Regions from separate parts of the Homo sapiens genome. Here region 1 is linked to region 2. Evidence: chromatin loops called from intact Hi-C (ENCODE). Cell type or tissue: chondrocyte. All regions are shown on one strand. Each heading gives the region's core, and the rest is flanking DNA. Links, peaks and the distances in the headings are about the cores only. Region 1 holds the start of LOC124900227 (small nucleolar RNA SNORA48). Region 2 has its middle 17 kb from the start of HLA-F.

Region 1 (8,336 bases), core at 26-8,025, 430 kb before region 2:
CAGGTGTCACAGAATAATGGCACCCACTCAAGATGCTGGAACATCAAATGCCCACTCCATTGTCTAAGTTCCCTCCAGTCAGGCTAGTCTTGGCATTGAGTTTGAGGGAGCCCCTAAGGGGTGCCACTAATAAGGGCTGTCACTTGAAACTTCTAAGGGTCCAAGACGCTTGTTGAAAACCTCATTTCAGAGCCTCCTCCCTCAATCCCACTTTGCCACTGTTTGCTGTGGGTTGTGTGATCTTGTGAGATATATATATAATTAGTCTTGGCACAGAGCTCCTAAAACCCTTGAACAGATGATCCTTAACTTATGATGGGGTTACGTCCCAGTGAATTCACTGAAGTCAGAAATATTGTAAGGTGAAAGTGTACTCAATACCCCAGTAAACCCATCATAAAGTCAAAAATTTTAAGTTGAATCATCTTAATTCCTGATGCACCTCAACTTACCACATGGTTATGTTCTGATGAGTGTATCTTTTATTATTCATAATAAGCCCTTTTCAACCATACCAGGGTTTATGCTAATGAGGTGACTCTTGGAGGAAGAATGGGGGCTGGTTGGCAGAAGAACCATGTGATTAGAGGGTGGGATCTTTCTTTCTTTCTTTCTTTTTTTTTTTTTTTTTTTGAGACAGAGTTTCACTCTTGTTGCCCAAGCTGGAGAGCAACGGCACTATCTCAGCTCACTGCAACCTCTGCCTCCCAGGTTCCAGCGAATCTCCTGCCTCAGCCTCCCGAGTAGCTGGGATTACAGGTGCACACCACCATGCCCAGCTAATATTTTGTATTTTTAGTAGAGACGGGGTTTCACCATGTTGGCCAGGCTGGTCTCGAACTCCTGACCTCAGGTTACCTGCCTGCCTTGGCCTCCCAAAATGCTGGGATTACAGGCGTGAACCACCACGCCTGGCTGGTTGGAACTTTCAGTCTCACCTCTGACCTCTGGGGAGGGGAGAGGAGCCCAGGGACTGAGTTAATCACCAACAGCCAGTGATTTGATCAATCATACCTAAATAATGGAACCTCTGTAAGATCCTGAACAAAGAGGTTTGGAGAGATTCCAGGTTGGTGAGTGCATCCACATGCTGGGAGGGTGGCACATCCCACACTCCACCGGGGACAGAAGCTCCTGTGCTCAGGATCCTCCCAGAACTTGCCCTTCATCTGGCTGTGAAATTACCATGATCCTGGTGATTTCAAAGACTATGTACATGATCATTTAACACCAAGGCCTTTCAGTTCTTGTCCTGCTCACATCCAATGACCTTTGCTTTTGCCACCCACCCTAGTGGCCACTCTCTTGACCTTGTCAGGATTCAGATTTCACCACCTGAAATTATAAATGTAGGCATTGTACTCACTTATAGTTCTCTTCCTAAGGCATTTCCGACAATGTCTGTTTTTTAACCTTCAATCCTTGACCCCTCCACAATCTACGTTCCTGTCGTATCTCATGAAATAGTATAAGAAACAAAAATGTGGACAGATTAAGTAACCTGCCCAAGGCCACAGTGGTGTAAACATAGAGCTGGGATTCAGATCTGGGTGTCTCTTATCCCAGCCCATGGGCTTCATTACCATAAAATGTCATCTCTCTATATATACCTTTTCTTGCTCTTAGAAAGGATTCAGTAAAAGCTTGATAAATGGATGGATTAATGGACAGATGGAAAGATAGATTGATAATTAGATGTATGGATAGACAGATGAAGAAACAGCACTTTGTACCAACTTATAGTACTGACTATATAGTAACTTCTACTAGTTACTTAGGTACTTTTCTTGATTTTCCTACTGGTTTATTGAGCAACTTGAAGGCAGAAATCCACTGTATTTAACTAGCAGTAGCTTGAGAATGTTTCAAATGTAGAAACCATAAAAGGAAAGAAAGATAAATTCAGCCACATTAAAAAAGACCTGCATGGGGGAAAAAAAACCGTAAGTGCAATGTCAAGAGACAAATGACGAAATACCATTGGAAGAAGAAAAATATTTACAACTGCCATCAAAATCAAAGGGCTAATTACCTTTTATATACAGCTCTTGCAAATAAGAATTTATCAACTACCAAGAAGAAAATTGGGCAGAGGTATCTCAGCAGACATTTCATAGAAAAAGAAATACCAAATGTCTCTAAAGCATATTAAAAGATAATCTCAATCTCATGAAGAAAATACAAATTAAAATAACACTGACATACTATTTTTCCTATCAGATTGACAGAAATCCAAACATTTGGTAACACAGTGTTGGTAAGTGTGTGAGGAAATTGGCACTCCCATACACTGCTGATGGGAATGCCAATTAGTACTCCTCCTTTAGAGGAGTAGGAATTTGAGAATTTCCTCCAAGATTACAAATGTACATTCTCTTTGAGCCAGCAATTCTGATGTTAGAAATTTTACATATATATTCATGCATATGTGAAATAATATATGCATATACCTATTGCATCAATGTTTTAGAAACATTTGCTTCAAATTTTAGAAAAAAAACAAATGTTCATCAACGGAAGTTAAGCTAAATAAACTAGCTACATTCATACAATAGAACATTGTGCAGCCATTAGTAGGGGGTGGGGTGTGGAAGGGAACTTTTGCTATTGGAATAATCTCCAACATAAATTGATACATTAAAAAAAAAAAAGCTTGGCCAGGCATGGTGGCTCACGCCTGTAATCCCAACACTTTGGGAGGCCGAGACAGGTGGATCACGAGGTCAGGAGATCGAGACCATCCTGGCTAACATGGTGAAACCCTGTCTCATTAGCCGGGCATGGTGGCGGGTGCCTGTAGTCCCAGCTACTCGGGAGGCTGAAGTAGGAGAATGGCGTGAACCCGGGAGGTGGAGCTTGCAGTGAGCCGAGATTGCGCCACTGTACTCCAGCCTGGATGACAGAGCCAGACTCTGTCTCGAAAAAAAAAAAAAAAAAAGCTTAATGGTGCCCATCTCACATCAGACAGGAACAAAGCAACCCCCTGTTTATCCCAGCTTGGCTTCTGGTCTATGCCCATGCCTGGTTTATGCTTTGGACACATAGATTACTGATTTTAAAAAATAAAAATAAATTAAATTTAAAAGCAAGGTACAGAACAGTGTGTATAATATGCTATTATTTGCACAAATCGGGGAAGAATAAATATTCTTATTTGCTTTTTATGCAAAGAACATCTCTGGAAGAATATATCAATGAACTAGTAAAATTTGCTTCTGGAGAGAGAAACTAGATGTGTGGAAACCAGGGGCAAGAGGGAGACTTTTTCCTGTGTTTTTAAAATTTTGAGCCAGCAAATGTGCCATCTATCTAAACAATTACCTAAATTTTAAAATGTTTAAGAAGAGGATGGTCAGAATGAAAGGAATTCTGGACTAGTCAAAGAATCTGGATTATGGTCCTAATTGTGGAGATTTGTAGCTTCATGTTCAGGGGCAGCCACAACTTCAGCCTCCTTTACAAGAAAGTGGACAAAATGTCATAGCTGGAAATGGATGTGCTTCATAAACTACAAACTAATGCGCAACTGTCAGGGTCCTTATTTCCCTGAGTCAGCCTATTCGGCATAGCTCCTTGAATATATTAGGTGCTCAGTAACTGTTTTAAAGGAGTGATCTTATCTAATTTCTCATGCTTTAAAAATACTGGAGCCAAGAGTCAGGTGATTTTTGTCTTCTCTCTCTCCTTTATGACTCTTAATTGCCTCTGTTTTGACATTTCCCAGCAGGGAAGACCTAACTCCTACCTCTTTCACACAGCTGCTCCAAACCCTTCACATCAGTGGAAGCCCAGCTCAAGTCCCAGTTTCCTGAATGAAACTTTCCTAACAAGTCAGTCTTCATTCTGATGAATGGGGGCTGAGACCTAGCCCAGAGGTTGCTTGCCAAGCTGTGGGCTCTGGCTCAGGGCAGCAATGGCCCCAAGAAAGTGAACTGATCCATCCTAATTTTCACAAAGGTGTCAGAGGGGCCTGCAGGTTCTACATGGATCTCTCTTTCCTAAATCACCGTCTCATTTATTACCATTTGATTTTTGCCAACTTCCCTGGCTTTGGCTCACATTTAGCTTCATGAGGGATAGGACTATGTCTTTCTGTCTTTCCATACTCTCCTATGCCTATCCCAGGGCTGGGCACCCTAAACCACTCTCTAAGGGTCTCCAACTAAGTCCTAAACTCAAATCCCAGCGGTATTTTCTCAGTTCACATCCAAACTGATGACTCAAACTTTAGATCATCAGCAGTCCCCTCCTTAAAATTCTCCTCTCCACTGGCTCCTGGGTTCCCTCTCACTTATTTGATCATCCATAAAAGGAGATCTACTCTATCTTAGTGCAGCGAGGTGGAGCTACGTGGACTTCACAGGCGGAGTGTCCGGATTCAGATTCCCATTCTACCGATGCACAGTTGTTAGCACTATGCAGATCCTGTAACCTCCCTGAGGCCCGATGCCAGCTTGGTATTACTATCCCTATTGAGTTTAAACTTCTGTGCATTCTTAAGTGTTCCATCACCACCTCAAGTTCAATGTACCTTCGAATTATTCTTGCCTGGATTATCTGCCACCCTCCCCAGAACAGGCAATGAACAGGGTCATTCAGCTGTTTTCGGCAGCTGTCTCTTGATGGACAGTAGGTGGCGCTGTCTTTCAAGACAGGACACCATTTCGCTTCACCTCCGGAAGGTGGAGCATTGTTGCCAAGACTCTAGGGCACTGGCAACCGTCTTTTAAACGGTGGCTTAAAAACTGATAGCATAATTCCTCAGGGCAAGAAACATCTGGCTGTGGAAAGCTAGCCGTGAAATATGTAGACTGAAGATGGAAGGAAAGAGAAGGGAAGGGGAGCATAAAACTGTGTAAGAGGAAGAGGGGTGGCCCAGGAGAGAGACAGAGCCTGCAGGGCTGCAGAAGGCAGGTAACCAACAAGGAAAGTTTACCAGTGAGAAATGTCTTGGGCAGAAATAGTGAAGGAATGTTTAAGAACGGAAATGCCTAATACTGAAACTTAAGTTGTCTGCTCTGAGATTGTGTCCTCTGCTGAAACCTGTCCTTTAGACCAGCACTCAATACTTTTTATCCCTAGACTTCCAGGAATCAAGCAGTCAATCTGTCATGCACAGTGACCTGAATAAGAGGAAATTTAGAGAAATCTCAGGAAAGTTGCTATGCTCTATGTTTGATGAGGCAGTTCTCAGAAAAACAGGGTTGGGGAGGAGCAGGGGTTCAAGATCTCAGATTCAGGAGGCATGGGGGACTCAGCAGAGCCCTTGGGAGCTGCTGGTGAAAGAAATGAGTTATTGGTAGGAACCTCTGAATTCCACCCAGTCGCGTGGAGGAAACAACCTCCAATACAGCATGACCTCACTTAGAGTGTAAAAAGGTTAACTGGTAGAAGCAGACAGTATTAATACAATGGTGGTTACCAAAGTCTGGGCGTGGTGGGCATGGGGATGGGTTGGTCAAAGGATACAAAGTTTCAGTTACTTCAAGGAGGAATACTTCAAGAGATCTGTTGTACCTTCTGGTGATTTGTTAGTAATGGTACACTGTGTTCTTGAAAATTGCTGAGAGAGTAGATTTTAAGTGTTCTCACCACAAAACACGAAAACCAAATAAACAAAACTAAAACAGCCTGAAATGTATTGAGGCTATTAGGCATTCACCAGGTTGTTAAGGAATCCTTATTTCAAGTCCTACAAAACAGCTGATCTTGAGAAGCACAGCCAGATGGACCAGTGTGGACATTACATATGGCGAGGTTGTAGAAAGCAATGAATCCACCCCCAGTGGAATGCGTATGAGGGGCTGGTTTACAGTAAATACTTAACTGGACACACCTATTTCAACAAAAGGATAGGGTTACACAATCAGCCACTTCCCTATAATAGGGGAATTTATGAGCTTCCAACTCCAAACTGAGGCACAGGGAAGAATCAAAAAGGGTAAGCAAATGCAGAGAGTGATGTTCGGTGACACAGACAGTACGTCAGCCTGAAGTGGGACCCCAGCGGAGAGACTTCAGGGACAAGCCTGTTGCAGTCGTGAAGTGTGCAGAGGAAGCTCTGCCATTAAGTTCATCCCTTGCACTGGTTCTTTCCAAGACCCTGGAATTCCAAGCAATGTGTTCAATATGGTCATGCTAAGTGTTTTGTAAAATTTGCAAAAGTAACATATTTTAACCACGGTTAGGATTACTGTCTCCTTCCACGTCAACTTCCCTCTGTCACAGTTTCTCTTGTATCAGGTAGCATGTGGGGGTTCTAGCTAAGGGGAAATTAAGTTGGGATTACATTGTTTGAGATTACTAGGATATGTGGTTCATAAGCACTTTCATGTATAGTCAAGTTATTGCTACCCGTCTCAGTGTAGAAGTGGCTTACAGGAACCACCACCCACTGAGATAACTCACCTGACATCAGAGACTAAAGTGAAAGGTCAGAGATCTGTCACAATAAGAATGTGTGCTGTGACATGAGGCACCAGAAGTCTGTGGACAGTGAAGCCAATAAATCCTTTTAACCCCTAGATGTAGAAAATTATAAGCGTATTACTCAGTCTCATCAAAGTCTAGTCAAAATGGAAGCTCTCTTCTTTAGGAATATACTTATTAAATATGCATATACAATTATACATACATCATGAAATAAAATGATCTCTTGCATATTTGCACATGAAATTAATAGAAGTTATTCTGACATCAGAAAAGGAATTGGAAGAAGAAAAAAAGTTTGGTTCCAGCCAAAACCAGCAATTTATTGAAGGGAAGGGATACATTTTAAATAGAATAGATGCCTAGATTGTTTGACAATCACTTGATGAAGAATTAACCACATAAACACATTAAAACTTAAAAAACTTGTTGTTTTGGCATAAAATATTGACATCTACAAACAGTTTCATACTACACCTTTACAACAAGGACTTAACGAAAAACAGGCCAATGACTTTCAGCAACTTAAAAGAGTATTTAAGATTAGTCACTGCCCAAGAAAACTTGAAATGCCCTGAAATCTCAGGCTTACATAGGAAACTCTTCACAGAGGCTTCTCCAAAATTAATAGCACTAAAAATTTGCATATTATTACCAATAACGATTGTGAAATGGATATTAACTTTTCTAAACTTTCAATAAAAACTTTTTTTGCTTAACTATGCTAGACGAAATACCAAATTATTCATTCTCACCCAGGAAAATACATTACAAAAGTGTTGTCGAATGAAGAGGGAATCAAAAAATATAAATGGGAAAATATAGGGGTGGTTCAAGCAGTTATTAGAATTTTGGGGGGATTTTTTGATGTTTGTGATATGTCAGTTTTTAAACATTTATCATTTGCTGTCATTGTTTTTCCTCATTGTAAGTCATATTTGCTTTTATTCTTAATTTTGTCAAATTCTGTATCCTTTTTCTTTTCTTTCTTTCCTTTTTTTTTTAATTTTTTTATTTTGAGACGGAGTGTTGCTCTGTCGCCAGACCTGAGTGTAGTGGCAACGATCTTGGCTCACTGCCTCACTGCAACCTCCGCCTCCCTGGTTCAAGAGATTCTCCTGGCTCAGCCGCCCGAGTAGCTGGGATTACAGGCACATGCCACTATGCCCAGCTAATTTTTTGTATTTTTAGTGGAGACGAGGTTTCACCATGTTGGCCAGGATGGTCTCGATCTCCTGACCTCGTGATCCACCCACCTCGGCCACCCAAAGTACCGGGATTACAGGCGTGAGCCACCGTGCCCGGCTGTATCCTTTTTCTTGAAAAGACACAACACTGTGTAAGCTTTCAAGCCCCACAAACCTGGGCCATCTCCCCGCCCCAGGAGAGTTCTCCGGCAATGGGAGTGGCCCAGACAGGCTCCCCAGATAGGGTCGGTTTCCAACAGGAGCCCTAAGGGGAGCTGAACCGGAAAACAAGTCTGTTAGTAGCGCTGGTCCTACGTGTCAGGGCTCAGTGGATAGAGAAGGAACAGGTGAGAAGCAGAGCCCCCGCCCAGTCCCCAGCGGTCCCCTTGGGAGCTCTGCTCGTGACCGTCCCGAGGGGCTGCGGCTCCGGGGCTCGGGTCGTTTTGAGTTCCTATCTTTGCGGCGGCTCTAGAATTCCAGGGGCAAGGCTTGCGCTCTGTCGTTTGCAGAAGACCGTCGCCAACGGACATCTGGGCCCTCTGGTGTTTCCAGCCCCACCTCCTCCCAGCCTTTCTTGTAACTAACCTGATCGAATGTGTGAATTGGGATTTCTTTTAAAAGCCCACCTCAACTGAAATTGGGACAGTGTAATCAGGATTCCGCTCCCCCGCCTTCACCCCAATCGGTTGCTTTTCAAATACAGCTTTTCTAAAACGCCGC
Region 2 (8,336 bases), core at 148-8,147:
CCAATTTTCCAACCCTCACTGGGCAAGGAAGAGTGTGGTTTCCACCAGAAGGCAGGATGTCAGCAGTCACAGGGGCAACCAACAGGGAAAGCCACTGGAAAATAGACCCCACAGGAAGCACAGGTGTCCAGTGGAGATGGGAACCCTGCAGATTTGACCGTCTTTAAGCAGATTAGAGAGATTACCATTACTAACAACTTAGCCATAAAAGTTTATTAGCTATTTTCAAAAAGCATAAAATTATGTAATATAATTTTTTTTTAATTTCCATCAATACAAAACTAATCTGGGCACTGCAACTTCTGGTGGGCAACTGGGATAGGCGGCATCATCAGGAAGGCGAGCCCTGCCGTGCCCCATGTGCCAGTGCCCCAGATGGCGGCAGCCTCCCCAGAAGCACCTTGTATCTCCCCTGCACAGGGCCAGGGTCCCAGCTTCCCATACACCTTCTCCTGCTTTTTCTTTTCTGTCCTTTCCTTTTTCAATAAACCACCTGCAAAAAGGAAAAACCATTCTGAGGACAAGAAACATGTCAATGGGAAATACACAGTTGCCAGAGGGTAAAAGGCCCTGTTCATTCTCATTGAAAAGCTCAGGTATTTCTGTTAAAGTCTCTCCTTTTACTTTAGGATGCTGACTCCTGCGTCCATCTCAACCTGGGCATCGTGCCACCACCTTCAAGAAGAGAAAAACTAAGTAGTGCTTTGCAAAGGGGCAGCAGCATTTCTCATTTCTGACCATGTCAGGCACACGGCCATGCAGATGAGCAGGTGGGGGACACAGGTGAGTCTCCAGACCTGCTCTCCTCCCACAGTACATTCTTGAGTCTTTTTAAACAGTTGTGAAAATGCCACAGATGCAAGCACCTGTGGGCCACTCCCATGGGGACCGTTGCACAAGGCAGTGCCACTCATTCTCAGAACCTCCTACCATGGGCTATGCTTAGTGACCCGAGGCCAAGCCAAGGAAGACGCCAGCCACAGGGTGCCATCCTCAGGGGCATGCTGCCAGCAGGGGCAAAGTTATCCCTAGCAACAAGATACAGAAAGAAAGAAAAAAGGAAGGAAATGTAGCCAATGGGCCGGTTCAGGTTCTTGACTTTGCCACACAAAAGAATTTGAGAGCAAGTCCAAAGTAAAAGTCAGCAAGAGAATTTATTGCAAAGTGAAAGTACACTCTGACAGCTGATCAGAGCAGCTGCTCAAAAGAGAGACAGTACCCTCCCCTCACGGGAGTCTTACATGATTATTCATGAATAGGTGGGAAGGGGTATTGTTTTAAGCATGTTCTGTGGTCTCTTGAACGTGCATGCACTGTGGTTGTACATATCAGCACACACATCTTACGTCTCATTAGCATCTTAACTTCCCTCTCAGAGTTGTGTTTGCTACTATTGTAATGAGCATAGGTCAGCCCAAGGACGCTATTCATGGGTTTCTGGGCTTCCTCAGATGTGGGGATGCCTCCCTTGGCTCTTCTACCTCTTTGCTGCAGGATGTTCTAACCACAAGCCCAGGATATGGTTTGCGCACTGTCGAACAGCTTGTTCTCTCCATCAACCTGACAAGTCTCTTGTTTCCTTTCAAGTGAGGCTGTGAACACCCTATCTCACTGACCTCAGAAGGACAGTACAGCAGTAGCCACCATGACCAAAAAGATGATTCCAGAAGTGCAGGACAACTCCCTACCCAGAGGCTGTGGCTGTGCAGTAACACACCAAGAGGGGAGTCCAGCTGGCTCTCAGGGTGCTCACTACCCTCATCTGGGGGCCTGGAGGACGTCAATTCCTGAGAACGCCACGTTCTAGTGAGTAGAATGAACTAAGAGATACACAGCAAAGCTCCACATACTTTTCCTTTTCTTTGTGCCCGCAGTGTTCTTCATCAGTGTGCTCTCGCTTTTCAGCTACTACTGTTGGCTGGCTGGAAAAAATAGAACAATAGTAAAAATTAGAGACCAGTCTTTGGTGATGAAGAGAAATATTGGCTACTTCCAGTATTTTCTAGCTTTGGTTATGGTTGCAGTTTTCCAGCTCACCTTGTGGGGATGAATTCAGAAAAAAGTTACAAATTGAAATGAACATGCCAGAAGTATTGGCTCAAATCAACGTTGTCCTATTAAGCCACTTAGTGAATCAAAAGACCGCTTGTTGGACTGTTAATCTCGGTGGCCAGAGAAAGGAGCTGAAGAAGGTGTTGCCAGATCAGGAACAAATAATTACAGCGGCAATAGAAAATGGAAGACCACTTGTTCATAACCATTTGAATAAGGGCAAGGTGTATGGAAACACATTATGAACTGATATTTTCAGTTTTGTTTGCAAGAAAATGATTAATAAGGTGAAATAATTGAAGTATCACGGAAGATACATTAAAAAAAAAAAAAAGCCTTTGTACAGTTTGCTGGAGCCACAGATGTCCTACTCCAGAGCAGAACAATGCCTGAATCTTCAGGGTCCATTTGTGCCGCATTCACTAGCAACCACAAATGTGACTTAATTTTACTTTGGAAATAATGCTTACCTATTGTGAGATGCTGTAATATGAACCATCATTACATGTTAACATGGCACATGGAATTTTGAGTGTCTAAGTTACATTTTTAGAGTTGTTTCTTAGTAGCCATGTGAGTTTCCACTCCAAAAACACAAGCTAAAAACTTGTTTTGAGTGAAGGACATCTAGGGCAAATGGTGGCTGAAAGTGAATGAGATCCCAATTACTCTTTCTTGTACTGTATAAGGAAAAGAAAATAAGTGCTTTTCTTGTTGGGTGTTTGCTAATTTATAATTACCGTTTTATGCTTTTCAACATTTTTAATAAAGTTTTTTATTGTTGGCTATAAACGTTTTAAAAGGATTCTCTTCCTCTAGAATCACTCTAAGTACCAAAATCTGTATTATTCTGGATTCAACAGAGAAACAGAACCAATAAGGGGTGTGTGTGTGTGTGTGTGTGTGTGTGTGTGTGTGTATGTGTGTGTTTTATTCGTGTTATGAAACTGACTCATGCAATTATTACGGTGGCAAGTGTGAAATCTGTAGGATACGCCAGCAGGCTGAAAATGCAGACAGAAGTTGATATGGTAGTCTTAAGACAGAATTTCTTCTTTTCTGGGAAACTGTAGTTTCTGCTCTTAAAGCCTTCTACTGATTGGATGAGGTCCATCTACATTATTGAGGGTAATTTCCTTTTCATAAAGTCAACTGATTGTAAATGTTAACCACATGTACTAAATATCTTCACAGCAACATCTAGATTAGGTTTTGATTAAATGACTGGGTACTATGTCCTAGCCAAGTTTATTGGCATTGACTCTGGGTCAAGGCACCGTGTCTCCCTCCCATCGAGTTTTCCATCATCTACACGAGACCTAGATGACTACTTTGATATCTACTGCAGGCCACAGCCTTGTCAAAGCCAGCCCCAGCTGAAATGCACTCACCTGCATTCCCACACAATTTTACATACAATTCGGGGGAGGTTATGGGATCTATGAAGACCAAGGGTCTGTGGTCCTGTGACACTTTCTCTCAGAGGGTGAAGAAGGAGTTCCTTGGGGCAGCAACTCCCCAGGGGTCTCCTGCCTGCCTCTCCTCCCCTCTCAGCCCCAATCCTCTTTCCTGCTGTTGATCATCATGCAGTTTTTAAATCCCTACTCCCTGCCCCACCAAGGTTGGGCTCTAGGACCTGCCTATTGGGAACCTGCGGTTGGGAGAAAGTATGAAGTGACCCACCTGAATTTAGAGGAGGGAAGTGAGGAATTTGGAGACATCTAAAAACATTTTGTCCCTGTGGTTTGACTTCAAATTATTATCTATTTTTATTGGAGATTTGTTTGAAATTATAACCGGTATCTCATGATTATTCAGCATATGCCATGCCCCCTGGTAACCCTGGTTCTTATTTTTTTAAACTTGTACAAATATTTTAAGCAAACACAGAAGTAGACAGAAGAGTAAAGTGACCTTCACTGTACCCTTCACTCAGTAACACCCACTCTTGATTTATCTACATCCTCAACCATAGCCCAACACCAGGTTATTTTCAACTAAATCCTAGACAATATATTATTTCACATGTTAGCAATTTTCTTTTGAAGGTGCCAATGTTCAGCTTCTTTAAAAAGAGAAACAGAGACGGGCAGGAGAAGGATTGAACTGACAAAATATATTTTCAAATGCAATTAAGGCAGAGGACAATGCAGGAACCCTTGAGTCCCGTTTTAACTGAATGCTCAGCACCTCTTAGATTCTCAATAAAAGAAAGCAGCAGCCCAGAGCCAAGGAGCCCAGGGAGGCACATCATGGTTTGATTTTGTGACTGTTTTCAGGGCAGTATCTGTCATCTCTGAATGGTTACACTGGACATTTCTATTCCCACCCTTGCAATGGGACTCCCCAGCTCAGAGAAAGGGAAATTATCACCCATTCTCATTTATACCTTTAATGCCTTCATCCATTCCCTTGGTCCTGACTTTCCGGTTGGAGGAGGGGGAGGAAAAGCAGAGGCACGAAATTGAAATGTCTTCTCTGCCATCTGCTGGGGATATGCTTGAATAACAGGAAAGGCCTACATAAAAGATATGCAGCGAGGAATAGAGGTTCCTTTTCCTGTTTCCTTCAGGAAATTTCCCCTAGGGCAGACAGAGCAAGAGCGATGGACAGAGGAATGGGAGCAGGACCCAGGGGGAGGTCTGGTCATATGTGTGCCTTTCTGCCTCCCCGTCTGTCATTGTCCTTCCTCACCAGGCCTGCAGACCACCTGCGATGACCTGGCCTCTTGCCATCCCTAGCTGGGCCAAAATTCCATCACAGGGACACACAGGATGGCAGAAGCGCAAGGCCTCATACCCGCTGGGGCAGCCTCCTGGAGATGGCCTCAGAAGGGCTTCTGGGAGCTTCTTTAAAACCTGCACTACAGGCACCAATTTCCCCAGTTATCCCATCCTTAAGTGAAAAATCAACCACAGAGATGATTTATTGTAATAGCCTTATTTCAGTACAAGCAGACGAAAAGTGTTTCTCTTCACTGGCCCGTTAGTTACAATGGGGAGGGGTCACTGAGTGAGCAGCGGGTGGTGGCAGTGACGACCACACCCTCTCACTGCGGCCCAACACTTTTGAGACAAGTTCCCACCTCTCCATTAGACGTGTCTTCTCCACATGCAGAAAATGTGGTCTCGTAGCTTCCCTTCTCAGTGCTGGATTGCTGGCATTTCTTTTCTTTATCAGAGACATGAATATCTTTTTTCTTTATGGATTTCTAAGACTTCAGGGTTTTTCAGGGAGAAGTTGCTTAAGGAGGCTCCTGCGTGGACCGAGTCCTTCCTGAGGGTTTGCTGGATGCCCCCGGACACTGTGCAGCTGTGTCCTCCGGGGTCCCTAAAGCTGGCACGTTCTGCTGTGTACCCAGAGGTGGGGACAGATGCTGCCAGCTCCACCTTACAGCTGCTACATGAAATTTGAGGTCAGAGAATTCTCTTGTCTTTAAGGGCACCCACATTTGCCTTCTTCGATGTTTCAGGAAATCATAACTGAATTTAGAAAGGTTCCCTTTTCAGTTTACTCTCTGGAAGGAAATATACTGAAAATTCAGTTTATTTTCAGGTATTGAATAGAATTGAAAAGTCAAACTGTCAGTTTGCTTGCAGTGCACACAGAGAAATTGAGTGTTCCAAGCCATTGGGACATTTCTAGAAATCCATCCTTTTCCAGTAGGACATGAGTAAAGTCAGTGAGGAGCGAACCTGCAGTCCACGGGCACCTCCAGGATTGTGGGAGGAGACGCACATGTCTTTCTGATGTGTGGAGTCCTGAGGACAGAGGCTGAGACCCTGCATTTCCCAAAGTACTTGTTTTCTAAGCAAGTGTTTCTGCTACTTGAAATAAACTTGGGGGTGTGGAAGCCACCTTGCAACCAACCAAACACAGGTGAGAAAATGAATATGAAGTGTTCTGGGAGAAAGCAGAAAACCCCATTGCCATCATGTTTCCTTATTTTTACAATTCTCTTAAACAACGTGCCTAAGGTTATAACCCCTCCCGTTTGTAACAACTTCTAAATTGAAAGGGCATTAGTAAGTGTGGATACAGAATAAATGCTGAAAATCAGTGCTTTATTCAAAGTAGCGATAGAGTCTCCCAGGTGTCAATAGAGAGGTGGGCCAGGGACTTTTCCCAGTGACCAGAAACAAGAGCCTCAGGGAGATGAGGATGTCTCACAGCCAGGGACGGGACAGTGAAGGGCATCCCAGGACGGGAGTGCATCCCAGGGGTCTGTTCCTGTTTAGACTCCAATGCTCAGCACCCAGTGCGGCACGTGGCAAGACCTCAGCAAATATGTCAGTTGGCTGGATGAAGGAGGGCAGGTGTGAGCCAAAAAAAGATTTTTGCTGGGGCATAAATGTAAAAGTGTTGATGAACCTACCTTGCAAGGAGATAGAAAGGTGGATGGGTGGATGGGTGGATGGGTAGATGGATGGATGGATGGATGGATAGATGGATGGATGGATGGATGGATATTCATTTTCTCTATGTGTGTGTGTACGTGTGTATCTATCTCTGTCTGTCTCTCTGCTCTTTCTCTCCATTTGCCATTGTTCCTTCACAATCATGATTTCACTAACTTTTTTTTTTTTTCTTTGAGACAGAGTCTCACTCTGTCGCCCAGGCTGGAGTGCAATGTCACAATCTCTGCTCACTGTAGCCTCCACCTCCCGGGTTCAAGCGATTATCCTGCCTCAGCCTCCTGAGTAGCTGGGATTATAGGCACATGCCACCACGCCCGGCTAAATTTTGTATTTTTATTTTGATTTTTTTTGTAGAGATGGGGTTTCACCATGTTGGCCAGGCTGGTCTCAAACTCCTGACCTTGTGATTCGCCCACCTCAGCCTTCCAAAGTGCATCAGTAACATCTTTTACCTGGTCTTACAGGACCTTGCCTGTCTATTCTATTCGTGGTCACAAGACAGAAAAAGAAAAGGAGTGTGTGGAAAACAAGATAAGGAAACATGCTTCTGATCTGGGGCAGTGGGGAGACAGGGGCTGCGCCTCACTGCAGAGTCCATCCTGCTGAACACAGAGGGGCAAAAGCGCCCAGACAGCCATACCTGTGCTGATCAGAAGGGAGGGCTGCGCCTCGCGATCCTTCTACCTGTGTCTTTCAGGCTTTGCTGTCTAGGTCCAAGTTACTGCTATGAAAAGAGATTTGAGAATTCCCAGAGGGGCCTTTCAGCCTCTTTCCATGGCTCTTCCTGCCCTTTCGAAAGCACAGCCAGAGACATCAGAAATGAAATTGTACATAATTCTTTTGGACTTTGATGCAATCTTTGGAAAGAATTTTTGTAAATGCCAAGCTACATTTTGGCAACCCCATCAAGAGTCAGGTGTGCCCAGGGCAGTCAACCCAGGCCCTGGACTCTCATTCTAGTTGGATTCTATGACAGCTATTTTGCCATAAGAATTCTAGAGCCAGATCTTGCTACACCACAATTGCCTCACGTTGCAAGACAAACAAATCTAACCTGAGTCCTGTGGATTCCAGAGGTGCTCAGGAGGAACCTCCGTCTCAGCGTGGTTGACCTCAGGTTCAGCCCCGTCTGCCCATTCAGCCCGCAGCCCCGTCCCGGAGAGCACTCAGAATCCGAGAGCAGCGCAGCGGCGCCCCCGTGTGGCCACAGGGCCGAGGACAGAGACCCCGCTCCCCTTTCTCCCTAGCCAGGACCTCCCAGGCTCTCCTGTTCCCAGCACCTGGACAGGGCTCTGCATACAAGGGGGTTCCCGATCTCAAGTCAGGCTCTGAGTCCATCCAGCTTCCCAAAATCCATGTTGACACTGACGTTTCCTCCCACCACTGAGTGACTCTGGATTTTGGCTTTAGGGAAGAGATACCTCCAGGCCAAAACAGTGGGATCATATCTGGGGCTCATCCACCCCCAAACCATTGCTACCACATGACCTAGTCCCTCAGCCTCCAAAATGGGGCCTTGCCCTCCTGTCCCCTCCCTTGTTCCTGCTGCTGCTCCTGCAGGTGGAGGCTGCTCATCCCAGGAATCAGCCTGTGAGCTCCAAGCCTGGAGTCCGGGCCTGGGGCCTTGGTCCAGAGAGCAGAAGGGAGATGAAATGGATCATAAGAGAAGGGGGAGAGTGGAAGGAACCAGGGGGGAGAGAAAAACGAGAAGGGCCCTGTTAGAAGTTGTGTGTGCATGTGTGTGTGTGTGTGTAGATCAGGAGGGGGTTTCTAGGGACCTGGGGAAAGGAGAGCTAAGGGCAGGTGCTAAGGGGCCCAGCCCTGTTAATTCCAAGGTCCGGAATTAATTCCAGGATACTGCACTTC

Evidence for each region. Hi-C counts contacts between places; a loop is a spot of excess contacts. Peaks named below come from ENCODE experiments on the same cell type or tissue, not always from the same donor. Only the 100,000 strongest peaks of a DNase experiment are listed, where the experiment ranks them.
Region 1: a loop joins it to region 2, with 2.2 times the contacts of the local background. A loop is called at or near these places in 4 of 110 quality-filtered maps.

The regions. Positions count from the first base shown.
Region 1 is chr6:30,127,514-30,135,849 of GRCh38, reverse strand. It overlaps LOC124900227 (small nucleolar RNA SNORA48), which reads left to right and starts at 2,908; the gene lies at 2,908-3,045. In chondrocyte, for the core only: CTCF peaks have their summits at 4,434 and 4,648 (motif pointing right); no DNase peak of the experiment used is centred there.
Region 2 is chr6:29,702,026-29,710,361 of GRCh38, reverse strand. It overlaps the pseudogene ZDHHC20P1. Among named protein-coding and RNA genes, the nearest start is that of HLA-F, 17 kb to the left of the region's middle. RefSeq lists a silencer at 7,024-7,138. In chondrocyte, for the core only: CTCF peaks have their summits at 4,317, 4,526 (motif pointing left), 7,431 and 7,671 (motif pointing left); no DNase peak of the experiment used is centred there.